Regions from separate parts of the Homo sapiens genome. Here region 2 is linked to region 1. The links are chromatin contacts, found by POLR2A ChIA-PET in ENCODE. All regions are on one chromosome and are shown on one strand. The core of a region is the stretch at or near the end of the contact, and the rest is flanking DNA. Distances in the headings are between cores, read along the strand shown. Region 1 overlaps TGFBR2 (transforming growth factor beta receptor 2). Region 2 has its middle 120 kb from the start of MIR466.

Evidence for each region. ChIA-PET counts read pairs that join two places held with the same protein, here RNA polymerase II (POLR2A).
Region 2: POLR2A ChIA-PET joins it to region 1 with 19 read pairs in PC-3. The contact joins two enhancer-like sites. POLR2A ChIA-PET finds 5 or more read pairs at or near these places in 2 of 52 experiments (PC-3 and activated T-cell).

The regions. Positions count from the first base shown.
Region 1 is chr3:30,634,267-30,637,720 of GRCh38, reverse strand. The region is part of intron 1 of TGFBR2 (transforming growth factor beta receptor 2); the gene reads right to left. Among named protein-coding and RNA genes, the nearest start is that of TGFBR2, 29 kb to the right of the region's middle. Within about 2 kb of position 1,805, at least 7 of the 41 ENCODE cell types and tissues checked have a DNase peak (open chromatin) inside an H3K27ac peak, as active enhancers do.
Region 2 is chr3:31,275,919-31,279,385 of GRCh38, reverse strand. No RefSeq gene overlaps it. Among named protein-coding and RNA genes, the nearest start is that of MIR466, 120 kb to the right of the region's middle. Within about 2 kb of position 1,710, at least 2 of the 41 ENCODE cell types and tissues checked have a DNase peak (open chromatin) inside an H3K27ac peak, as active enhancers do.

The DNA.
Region 1 (3,454 bases), core at 556-3,055:
CAACGACTAAAAAGCAGAGGGCAGCTCCATGTGGCTATCTTTATAAGTGTTGAAGCCCAGGCTATAGCATTCAAGAAAATAAGCAAGGTAGAGACCAATGTATAGAGTTACTTGGGCTGGGTGTCTTCTATTGCCCTTAGAGATCAGTTCTCCACCCTTGGTCACCAGACTGTCTGCCCCAGGAGGCTCATCTTTATGGACTACATCAACCGGCTCTCTTGCCCTCAAGCTTCCAGTAAGTTTGGCCAATGGGGTGACCCAGCGGTATCTAAGGGAAGCAATGAGGAGCACATTTAAGGTATCTGTGTTCTGGCTCCCTCTGTGGAATCTTTTCCAGCTGGCCAAGTCCCTCACTTGGAGGTCACAGGTTCTCTTCAGGAGGTCATTTCCAAGATTTACTTCTTCCCTCTCCTTGCCACTTTGGGCCTAGCAAGTCAACATAGCAATTACTAGTCCTAAGTATCTGCACTATGGTTTCTCCCATTTTGTGGTGGTTTCCCTTGACTCTATCCATACCTTTGTAAGTACTTGTTTTACTAAACTCTCCTTAAATCTCCCTAATTTGAGGGTGCCATCTGCTTGCAACTGGAACCCTGGTTGACACACCACCATTTCTGTTTTGTTGTTATTGCTTTTATTGCTTTTTTTTTTTTTTTTCAGACAGAGTCTTGCTCTGTCACCCAGGCTGGAGTGCAGTGGCGCGATCTCGGCTCACTATAAGCTCTGCCTCCCAGGTTCACGCCATTCTCCTGCCTCAGCCTCCCGAGCAGCTGGGACTACAGGTGCCCAACACCACGCTTGGCTAATTTTTTGTATTTTTAGTAGAGACGGGGTTTCACCGTGTTAGCCAGGATGGTCTCGATCTCCTGACCTCGTGATCTGCCCACCTTGGCCTCCCAAAGTGCTGGGATTACAGGCTTGAGCCACCACGCCTGGCCTGTTACTGCTTTTTAAAGGGAATACACACACACACACACACACACACACGTGCACACACATGCATGCTTATATATTTAGACGGTCTCTGGGAGTAGATGCAAGGACATGAGAATCAAACATTATTTGGCCCTGTAAAAGGAAAATAAATAGGTAGAAAACTGAGGTTGAGAAGCAACTTTTTATTTCATACCCTTCTGTTACTTTTGAATTTTCTATTATTTTTCTGTACTTAAAAAATGTTTTCATTATAAATGAGCAAATGCAAGGCAGATTCTGTCATGGCAGATGCATGCAGCTTTCATTCAAGTGACAGCCCCACATAGCCTCTGGGCACCAGGATCAGAAGTGGAGAAACAATACCTAATAGGGAGACCACCATGTGGGCAGAAAATAAAGAGATAAGCTCAAAAGCATCAATTTTCCTTTTCATGCACATGTTTTTGTAATACTAATATAGTTTTTAAAACCTGTCAAGAATGACATAATCAATACTCTAAAATCTCTTAGAGCAGGAAATAATTCTAGTAAAATACCTAGTACGGGCCGGGTGCGGTGGCTCACGCCTGTAATCCCAGTACTATACACACACACACACACACACACACACACACACACACACACACACATACATATATATTTTCACACTGAAACTACCTACCATCTGGCCAACAATTAAGGATATCAAATGTCTGGGATACTCTCCACACAACAAGACATCTAAAACAAACACCAGGTTGGTCCCTACCCTCCTATGGCTTATATTCTAGTTTGAGAGGCAACATTAACAACGGCAACCTCATGTGAATCAGTTACTTGCCTTTAAATGCAAACATGAGGTCAGAAATGGAGACAGAGCTGATACGGGAAGTGTGTGTGTGAGTGTGTGTGTTTATGCATTTATGTGTGTGATTTCCTCATTTGGACTTGTTCAACTGAGGGAATTTAGCTTTGTAGGTTTGAGTTTCACTAGCATTTTGGCTCATGAATTTAGTAGTTTGCTATGATTGCTTTAAGAAAACTGCATAAACATAAATTTGTATTTACCAAACAAATTAAGGGATTAAGGAATGATTACTTGTGTCTCAAATGAATTCATCCAATGAGGTACTTTAAATTGAAATCTTGGCTGTACCTTTAAACTCAAATTTTTTTAAATGCAATTTACAAGGAAGTTTTTTTAGTCTTCTACGGAATGAAACAAGCTGTAGCTGAACGGAAAAATAATTGGCTTTCTCCAGTGACAAACATAAAATAACTGAGCTGGAATTTCAATTGCATCCTTTCCTATTTAACACTTACCAGCCCCAATGACCCCAAATAAATCCTAAAAATGCATACTTGGTTTTCTTGCTTTCTTGTATCATTGAAGAATGAAGTACAATTTGAGTCCCCCCAACGCTTGCTGAATTTTCATTTATTTTTCTGTTTTTTGTTTGTTTTTGTTTTTAGTGGCAGGGGACCTCTCTGAGATACAGGCCACATAACAGGAGACAAAATCTAAACATTTAAAATGACTCTTGCAGGTGGAAATATCTACACATTGTTGCCAAAGGCAGTATTTCAGAATTCTAGCACTTGTGCCATATTCAAAAAGCTGAAACAATTGTAACTTTCTCAATCATGCTCTTTCAGCTCTAATAGGACCCAGTGAATAAAACAAATTTCTGAAAGCTGGGGAGAAGCAAGCAGTTTATAGTAAATACTGTCATCAATACATGAAATTCTTAAGTTTTTCATTGATAAAGCTCACTTTAACAGTGCCTTTATCTGGCAAAGACTGACTGCAGGGACTATGAGATGAGTCAAAAACCAGAATGTAGGGTTTGGGGCTGAGAAGAACAGGAAGCCAGTTAAAAAAGTTAAGCCATATAAATGCAAATGGTATATTAGATCAAGTGAAAGAGTAGAATGGAGCACTATTTCATGAACTCTCAAAATAATAACTTTATGCCTCTGCTGAGAAGTGCTTTAAAGTTGGTACTTTACCTAAAGTGACAGCAACTGAGAAAACAATTCTCCCTCAGTTGACAGGACTTGGAGTGCTGTAGCAACAAGGAAATAATTTATTATTGAAAATAAAAGATGATTAAATAACTCTCTTGGTGATGGTCAAAACATTGGTAAATGGCACAGACTGATAGAGGCAAGATAATGATACACGACTGACGGAGTTTTACAACATTCCAATTCAACTAAAGTAATTTGTTACTTACCAGCAAAATTAGTCAACCTAAACGAAAATGTGCTGCTTTCTGACAGCCCTCATATTTAAACCCTTGAGGGAAGGGGGACAGGATAAGACATGGTCCTTTCCTCAAGATCTTTAAGTTCTTCTAGGGAATTTTTAAAAATGCACGAAATGATTTTCATCAAAAGAGCTTTGGAAATAAGGATGGTCTAAATGAAGATGTGCTTTTTAATTAAGTTATTCATTTAGGATTTAAACAATTCTTTATCTCAAAGTACTGAGGCAGCTTAATGGAAAATGCAGAAACTAACACAAAATCTGGTAAGA
Region 2 (3,467 bases), core at 461-2,960, 640 kb before region 1:
GAAAGCACCACTGTACTCCAGCCTGGGTGACAGAGCAAGACTCCGTCTCAAAAAAAAAAAAAACATAAAATAAATAAATAAATAAATACATAGCCAAAAAATGGTTTCCTGGAATTAGGGAGTTAGAGGGGTTGCGGGTGGAGGGGTGAGGGGTAGAAAGGTTGGGGGTTGGGGCAGAGAAGGACAGAGATTACCAAGGGGCATGAGGAAACTTCTGGGTGTGGAGGATGTTCATTCTCCTGATTGTGGTAATAGTTTCATAGGCGTATGTGTGGGTTAAAATGTATCAAATAGTCCGCTTTATGAGCAGCTTGTTATACTTCATTCTTACCTCCATAAAGCTGTGAACAAAGTAGACTCTAGGGTAAATCCAGCTTATACACAGTTTCCTACAGTGGTTTTCAAACTGAGTTTTGAGGGAAACCTTGGTGTTCTCAGGGCTTCTGGGACTGGTGTCCGAGGGAAGTGTTCGGGGGAAGCAGGCTGGCTGAGCTCAGCCTCCAACTCTGCTTCTACCAGAGGAGATGTTCTCTGGCCTATACCATTCTCGAGCTTTCAGGTCACTGGTGAAGCCACTCAGGGTCCACCGGTGGAGTAGGCTTCAGAGGCTGGGACTAAGCTGTGGGGAAGTTACATCTGGAAGGAAGGACGGGGAGGGCCTGGGAAGGGCCTGATGGGGGTGAGTCACTCTACAACCTGCCTGGGAACCCAAGGTAAGCATCAGGTCCTGCTGCAGATCAGCTTCTCCAGGGAAAAGCAGGTACCCCTGGGGAGGGAGACTCTGCACACAGGGCTCCCACATCCCCTGAGGTGAGGCATTAAAAGGACTAGGACTTGGGATGGGAGCTGTAGTAGGAGTCTGTGTGGTGTAGGGAAGAGGTTCTTGTGATGCATTCAAGGAGTTTGTAAATATGCAGAATCCCAAGCCCCTTCCTCTGGGACTCTGATTCAGATGTTCTGGGGGAAGGACCTGGGGATCCCCTAAGAAAGTCCAAGGACCAGGCCAGGAAAAAGCTAGTGGAGTGGGCAGAGCACTGGTTGTGGACTCAGAGTGTTCTGGCTCCAACTCTCAGCTCCCCTGACCATGTGAGCTTAGGCAAGTTACTTAATCTATCAGAGCCATGGGATCTTCATCTTCAATAGCTCCCTGTGGCTTGGATAATGTTATGGGCTGAACTGTGTCTCACATCAAACTCATGTGTTGAAGCCCTAAACTCCAGTACCTCAGAATGTAACCATATTTGGAGATAAGGTCTTTAAAGAGGTAACTAAACAGAAATAAGGTTGTTGGCAGTAGGTTCCAATCCAATATGACTGGCTTCCTTATAATAGGAGATTAGGGCATAGACAGGCATAGAAGGAAGACCATGTGAAGACACAGGGAGAAGATGGTTATCTACAGGCAAGGAGAGGGGCCTCAGAAAAAACCAAACCTGTGGACAACTTGATCTTGGACTTCTAGGTTCCAGAACCGTGAGAATATAAATTCCTGTTGTCTAAGATGCCCAGACTGTGGTGTTTTTTTATGGCAACCCTAGCAGATTAATACAAATAGGAAGTACAGCATGCAGTGCCTGGCATGCAGTGAAGCCCAGTAAATGGGAGCTATCTTTGTTACTAACACTAATCGCCCAACAGAAATATCCAGGAATCTCCAAATAGCTGGCACTGGAGCCAAGAGGAAATAGTGATGATGTTCATGTCTGGCTCAGGGCTGCTTTCCTGTGGTAGTTGTTTGCTGACCTTGCCCTGGAGGCTGGAGGGTCTCTGTGCCCAAGAAGACTGGGGCAGCACTGTGGTGTCAGCCTGCCATTTCCTGGGTTGCAGGAAGAAAGGTATTCCTTTAGTCCTGGCAAGGTGTTGGCATTGACACAAACCTGTCAGGCAGTTATGGTATTGTGGAAAGCCAGCATCCAGTGGAGTGGAGAATAGATGTGAATAACTCTAATAAAATAGAAAAATGCTAGCAAGGAGTCTGGGCATTGAATTTTCATAGGCATGCTGAGCTTTTGGGGGAATTGAAGTAAGAAATCAGCAGAAGCCACAAGGAGGAAATGGGTTGCATTTGCCTACGTTGAAATGATTTGGGGAGGTGTTTGATGAGCATTTTGCAAAGCTTTTTTCCCTTTTCCTACTCAGCCAGGAGTTTCTTCCTCTGGATTCCCACAGTGCCTACCTACCTTCTGAGACTTAGTTCATCATTTCAGTTTACTTGCTTGCTATATCTCCCATTGAATCCACGGACTTGATGAGAACAGGGATTTTGCAATATTTATCTCAGTTTCCCAGATGGGCATTGAATAGATGGTGGTTTGAGTTTCTGAATGTAGTACTCACATTTTCTACTATAATGTATTCACTCTGACCCAGGCACTACTCTGTGCATCTTAAAAACAGTAACTGATTAAATCCTTTAACCACTCCTTTGTATTACACGATGTTAAGGTCTAGGGAGAGTAAGCATTTGTCCACGGTCTCACACCTAAGTAGGAAGGAGAATTCAGACCCAGGCAGTCTGGCTCCAGCATGCAGTCACCGAGCGTACCGTCACTACCATGGGAGAGTGGCTACTTCTGGTAGCCCTTTCTTCTACATCAAGTGTTTTTAACCTTTTCTGTGCCATGCCCTCCTGGAATTCTTGTGATACCTAAGAACTCTTTCCAAGAATAATACTTTTAAATGCATAAAAACTAAAACACATAGGATTACAAAAAAACTCAATTATAGTAAAATACAGCTATCAAAATATTTAAGATATCAAATTTGTGAAATAGTAATAGTACACACCTCTTTATTAACACATTAATTTGTAAAATAGTAAGGTACAAATCTCTTTATTAACAGATTAAATAACAAGAGCTGGCAGTGGGTCTAATCACTACTGTAATTCCCCAGGAGTCATGGTGTTTAGAGATTATTATAAACATGTCATAAAGTAATATTTGGTGATATCTGCAACAACTGTAAAGTGATAGGAAAAGGTATGAGATTTTGATTGGTGATAAAGTCACAGTTACTGCACATACTACTGTGGTCCGTTCCTACTTCATAATTGAAAGAAATAAGCAATTCAGTTAGAGGTGGTAAAGAATAGAGGTGTTCGTTTTTGTCGTCTAAGCACGCAGACCCCCTGAAGTCAAGAGTTGGATGTGATCCCTAGTTTGGGACCTCTATTCCAGATGCTCTAGCTTTTATTTCTCCTCAAGTGTGATCTGTCAGCCAGCAGCCTCAGCATCACCTGCAAGGTCTTTGAAATATAGAACACAACCCCCTCCCTAGGTGTATGGATTGGAATCTGCATTTCAATGAGATCTTCAGGTGATTTGTATGCACATAAACATTTGAGAAGCACTGCAAAATATATGCTTGCTTAGGTTAGACGAGCAAAGAGCTGTGTACTTGAACAGTTTAGAAAGGTGTGACTGTACCTGTGTTTCTACCCTTCTTTCTGCCTTTTATAAGCAACT